Regions from separate parts of the Homo sapiens genome. Here region 2 is linked to region 1. Evidence: read pairs that join two places in POLR2A ChIA-PET (ENCODE). Cell type or tissue: GM12878. All regions are shown on one strand. Each heading gives the region's core, and the rest is flanking DNA. Links, peaks and the distances in the headings are about the cores only. Region 1 overlaps ITPR1 (inositol 1,4,5-trisphosphate receptor type 1). Region 2 overlaps BHLHE40 (basic helix-loop-helix family member e40).

Region 1 (2,919 bases), core at 95-2,594:
GTCACTGTATATTCTGCATCATTTATTAAATATTTTTATATATGCATTTACAAACTTTACTCATTTCAGAACTCTGCTTTCAATGCATTTTTAAACTGTTTTTTTTTTTTTTGCAGAGAGATTCTCTTGTAAAATGAGATCCATGTACAAAACTAGGCAACAGATATAAAAGTTTCCTTTCATATTTTTCATCCATCAAGAAAAGAAATCATGTGACAAGAAATAAAACCAAAATGTGGCTCTTTCAGAAGAATAACATGTCTGTGGTCAACTATGACTTCTAATGAGATAGTTCATATTTCATCTTTATATGGATGTATATAGTTTTAATACTTCTTAGCTACTGTAGCATGTTGGTTCAGATGAAGAAAAAATAAACTCTATTGTTTGGACTAGATAATCTAGAAACCATCAATTATGCATGTCTTTATAATGCGACATCAAAATTTACCCAGGAGATGACACTGATTGGCCAGCAGTATGCATTTATCCTGAACATTGCATAGAAAGTTCCCTTTAAAAAATTCATTATCTTCTTCACAAGCTAAAGTATGAGCCTCTAATTTGGCTCTCTTATTTAAAGAAATAGTTTAAATGATCAATTTAGAAGCTTAAAAGTATCTTTGAAACTAAAGTTGCTTTTCTTAAAATGAATGCTGATTTAACAGTTCATAGACTTGGAGCATTATCACTAGGAGACGGAGGCACTACTGCCACTAACGAGAAACAGCATCACCAGAGGATAATTACATGGTACAAAATGCCCAGGGGCCTGAAACTCACTATTAATATAATTTTGGCAGCAGCATCATTTGAAAGTTAACCATTTATTACATAGTATTAACACACCAGCTTCAAAGAAGTGCACTCCCTTTAGGACACTCGGGAGCTACAAATGTATTGTGATTGCATAATTCGTATTGCACAGTTTTATAAAAAACATAAATACTGGCTATTCTAGTTTTAAATACAAAATACATGTCATATACTTTTAAATCTATAATCTGGTTCAAGTGCAAATCAGGTGCTTTCTGTTAGTCCTTCCAAAAAAGGCATTTTTAATATTTTTGGCACAAATGAAATGTCATCATGCCAACAATTCTAATTACAATACATATATCCAAACCTTTAGAGTAGCAATCATATACATACAGTATAAAACTGAGTATTTACAAATGTATTCAGCATAAATGTAACCTTCGTGGGTGAATCAGAACTCATTAGCCATACCCACACTAATAATAATTATAAAAGGTAAATACAATTCCTTTCTTTCATTTGCTTATGCTGGTTGTTGTGGGTTGACATTCATGTGAGGAGGATGTCCTAGAAGACCAATTCTTTGTTTCTGCTTCCTTTGTTCTGTCATCTGGAAAGTTAAAAAGTTTCATCATTAGACCCAGATACTTCCTGTACGTCAAATCGCATACTGAACCATAGATTTACCTCTGTGGTTATGGTTTATACTGAAACCCACTTTCTACAAATAGTGTACCATCGCTATATCAAACACACAGCACTTCAAAAAAGGCATCTTCTTAGGCAGAATGGGAAATTCTGTGACCTAGTCATGCAATGTAACATTCAGAAGTATTGCTTGCCACTTGTTTCATAAAGAAACAAAAAACAATAAAAGCACAGGATTCTTTCTTGTTTCCCAAATGCACTTCCAAATGATTTGAAGACTCATTGGAAAATGGTGGCTTTGTACGATAGTAACAACACGCCATACTAACAAGAAAAGCAGTGTTTAGAATCCTAGGTTTGAGAGGGAGGGTTCGTGTCCACACTTTCAGTGGGTCCTGATTTTTCTCTTCAATGACTCTTGAGTAGTTGGTTAGAGAAAAAAAAAATTACCTACCATAACTAGGAAAATGAGAAATGTTCTCAAATCTCTTTGAGGTCCAGAATGATTAAATGCTGTAAATAATGCTGTGACCATTCACGGTATCTATTTCTTGCCACCCAGTAGACACTGAGGCTCGCTGAAGGTCAGGCGAGACCATTGCCTAAGACTAGTTCAAATGAAAAAGTACTTTCAAAATCCCAAACAAGAAGCCGATTCTATTCATTTGGTTGCTGAACTAAATATATTCTCATGTTGATGGGTCTCTAGACCTGTTCTAGGTATTTTAGGGCATACTTACTTCTGTCTCTGTATTAAGATTTTCCTTAACCCAGTTAGTCTTAGTTTTGGATTTTAGGGTGAGCATTCAAGTCAACTGAGATAAAAAGGCTATACGGAATATATATTCAAGAAAATTGTTGTCTGCAAGTGGGTTAAGGTCCTACTCCTATGTTTTTAGCTTCCTAAAATTGTAGAGGAATTAGGGTAAAAAGAATAAAGGCTTTGGAATCAGATCTAGTTTCTTATGGTTTTGTCATTTAACTTATCAAAGTCTGTTTTCTCATCCATACAATCAGGATGATAATTCCTAGCTGATTGGTGGAGAATTGCGAGGTTATACGCAAATTTATTAGCATAGCATCTGTCACATAGTAGATGTGACACTTAATCTCACTTTTCACATGAACTCATTTTTGGTACAAAATATCTGGAGAGAACATAAAACAAGACTAATTTACCTAGGTTCAATTTCAATGTGGTTATTTTTTCTTCTTCAAAACTAGCATTATCCTCTCAAATCAAAATACTATTTTTAGGCTCCTGTGGAGATGCTTTCTCTGTTATAATTTAGATGAGAAGACTTACAAGGACTTAGTATTTCCAAAAGGTAGCTTTTAATAAAGCTTTTAATTAAGAATTGGATTAGGAAATTCCAGCTAGCCCCTGAAGTTTCCTTAGGTGAGTGACATCTTTAAAGGAAGTGTTACACACTACACTGTATCCACAGATTCGGCTCAGGAAGGAGAACCTAATATGACACATGAAATAAATTCACAATTAGGTTAAAATGC
Region 2 (2,919 bases), core at 1-2,500, 140 kb before region 1:
AGAAAGAAGGACATGGGAGTCAGCCATATCACACCAAGTGAGCTATTTTAAAAAACTCAGGAGACCATCTTTCTCTTCCACAGGAAAAGAATTATTTTATTAAGTATTTTAAAACAACTACTTAACATTTACTCATAGATAAAAATATTTACAATTTTACACCTTCAGGAAGGCTCCAAAATATAAACACTGTACCTCTCCCTAGAGAAAAAAAAAATTATTCTTCTCTTCAAAAACAGGAATACATTCATTTTTTCTCACTGTGTGAATCAAGTAATTATACAAATAAACATCTGAAACATTTTCCTTTTTAATATATTTATATAATATATATTTATAACAGCTTTACAAATAAAGGCAACGACTTAATACCAAAATAAAAACAGGAAAAGAAAAAGTTAAAACACGATCAGCAATCAGGCATAGTGCATTTTGAAAAGCTGCTGCGGAGCTGGCTGGACACATCGGGAAAACAAGTACTCTGGACCAAAAATAAAACTTCTTTGAAGGAGACGGAATCCTTTTTAGCAATAAGGACACTCCATATGCCGTTGGGCAAGAGGAATTAGCCTACAGAAAGGATCTGGCGGTGCCAAGGCTTGGTTAGGCCTTTGAGAAGCTAAGCTTGGTTAAAAGGAGTTTTAGGATGGAATTGAAAACTGAGTCTAGTTCTGTTTGAAGGGGGCAGCTTTTTACTCAGCTTTGTGCACTTTGGGGTGCTCGCTCGGGGTGTCCGCATTTCTCAGACCTTGGTTTGGTTCCCTGCACAGTAAGTACTAATGGTTAGGCCTAGAAACAGGTGCCAGAAGCCCAGGGAACTCCTCCCTCCCTCCGGGGCAGCTCAGCTTGTACAAGGGGCCCATTTTCAGTTCCTTAGTAAGCTAATCACTACGAAAGCCTGAGTAGGGAACTACATTCTCTTTATTCTTCCGAGGCAGGGGTGGGGAGCAGACCTGCGGAAACCTCCCCAAACCACTACCGTGCTATGCCAGTGCCTGCTACCTCCCCATGTTAGCAGAAAGCTCGGTCTGACTGCTCTCTCTCCCCGACGTCTGGTGAGTCACGTCGACAATAAAGGCAAAAGGGTGGGGTCCTAACAGCTGGTTGGGAGCTGAGCCCTGGAAAGCCCTCTTTTGAAAGTACCTTCTGATCAAAGCCACAGACCCAGCTCCCAAACTGAAGAGTGACTCACAGACCAAGACTTTGAAGCTTTTGAAAATCCAGCTGATGTGTATCGAAGGGGGCTATTCTCTGGGTGGGGAAAAGCCCAGACGTCTGCTACAATCCCCCCCAAGTCTCCTGATGTCAAGCAATCCTTCGTGACTTCCCTATGCCAAAAGGAGCTTTAAAGTCCTATACCAACACGCAGGCACACATGTGCACGCACACGCACATACACACACACACACACACACACACACCCTGAATCTGCTCTCCATGCCTCAGATTATCTCAGTATACACAATGCAACAATCTTGCAGCATTCACAAAAACTTTTTTGTTGCTTTTTAGGAAGTAGCGAGGAAGGAAAGCAAAGCAGCAGGATCCCCTAGAGAGTTTAGTCTTTGGTTTCTAAGTTTAAAGGGGGGATTGGCTTCAGAGCTTGGAGCAAGACAGAAGAGTCGACGGACGGATGAGCTGGCAAGGGAGAAGGGAGTCTCTGGGGCATGAGCAAGGGAGCCGAGATCTTGTCTGGGTTCATGAAGCTAGAGAGGGCTGCGGCAGAGGCGTTGAGGCCTGGGTATAGCACTGGCACTGAGGTGGGATACCAGCACTTCTCCAGCATGGGCAGGTAGGCAGTCGCTGAAGGTGGGATCAGGTAGAAGGGCAGGCAGAAAGGAGGCTGGTGTGGGTGTGGGCCCAGGAACGGGGAGCTGATCAGGTCACTGCTAGTGAAATGGCCTTCATCATCCGAAAGCTGCATCCGGTTCTTTTTTGTGGGGGGTTCTTCGGACTCTTGCTTAATTGCGCCGATCCTTTCTCCCATCGTGAACCTGCGTCCGTGGTCACTTTTGAAGCACGGCTGCTCACTGCGCAAGTCGCCCTTCTCCGATTCTCCTCCATAGCCACTGTCTGTGTCCGTGTCGCTGCCGCTCTGCTCCCCACTCGAGTGAGCGAAAGTCCGCTGGATGACTGGCACGCAGTTTTTCCCAGGACCTTCCGAACCTTTGGCCGGAGAGCTGGGTTTTTCCTTGAAGTCCATCACTTTGGGAGCTGGGTCTGATGGCTTCCTGGAGGTACCACCCTGCAGCAGCTCCGAGACCACCCGGTGGAGGTGGGTGACAAGCTGCGAAGACTTCAGGTCCCGAGTGTTCTCGTGCTTGGCCAGATACTGAAGCACCTCCCGGGCACATGTCTGGAAACCTGAGCAGAACATCTCTTGACCTGTTTCGACATTTCTCCCTGACAGCTCACCTGGGGAAAGAAAAATCCGAAGGAAAACGTTTCAGAAGGCCTGTGGCGCACCTGGAAACTATACTCCAAAAAACCAGGTGCTTTAGTTTTTGTTAAAAAAAAAAATGCATTTACTGATTTGTGTTCCTAACTCCAAAAGTAGTATGCTCAGAGAAGAATTACACTGAAAAGTATAAATAATTAAAATAATCCATATACTAACACTCAGATAAAATATGATTTTTAATGGTTGCATAATATCCTATCATGGAAATGGACCATAATTAATATGAGATGAGCTGTTTCCCCTCTTTTGGATTGTATAGGTGGTTTGTGAGTTTTCCATGTAAGCGAGGCAGCAAAGAACATTCTGATGTATTTATAAACCTAAGAGTCAATGCATACAACATTGCACCGTGGCAAAATGGGCAGAGGCTGGATAGTTATAAAATGAGGAAAAGAATGAAGAAACAACAATCACCTAAAGTAAACTTATTTTCAATGATTTGTAAAAGTTGCAGTCAT

What was found. Peaks named below come from ENCODE experiments on the same cell type or tissue, not always from the same donor. Only the 100,000 strongest peaks of a DNase experiment are listed, where the experiment ranks them.
Region 2: POLR2A ChIA-PET joins it to region 1 with 7 read pairs; 19 of 35 experiments call an interaction of 5 or more read pairs at or near these places.

The regions. Positions count from the first base shown.
Region 1 is chr3:4,844,589-4,847,507 of GRCh38, reverse strand. ITPR1 (inositol 1,4,5-trisphosphate receptor type 1) reads right to left here. Exons shown (of 62, transcript NM_001378452.1): 62 at 2-1,369. The coding sequence ends at 1,283. All of the region lies in intron 2 of LOC124906209 (a long non-coding RNA gene), which reads left to right. Among named protein-coding and RNA genes, the nearest start is that of EGOT, 94 kb to the right of the region's middle. In GM12878, for the core only: no CTCF peak of the experiment used is centred there; a DNase peak (open chromatin) is centred at 1,447; H3K27ac peaks cover 1,144 bases.
Region 2 is chr3:4,982,332-4,985,250 of GRCh38, reverse strand. BHLHE40 (basic helix-loop-helix family member e40) reads right to left here. Exons shown (of 5, transcript NM_003670.3): 5 at 1-2,415. The coding sequence ends at 1,559. Among named protein-coding and RNA genes, the nearest start is that of BHLHE40-AS1, 3.8 kb to the right of the region's middle. RefSeq lists enhancers at 552-611, 622-681, 1,112-1,291, 1,472-1,521, 1,382-1,941 and 1 more. In GM12878, for the core only: no CTCF peak of the experiment used is centred there; a DNase peak (open chromatin) is centred at 940; H3K4me3 peaks cover 2,156 bases; H3K27ac peaks cover 2,500 bases.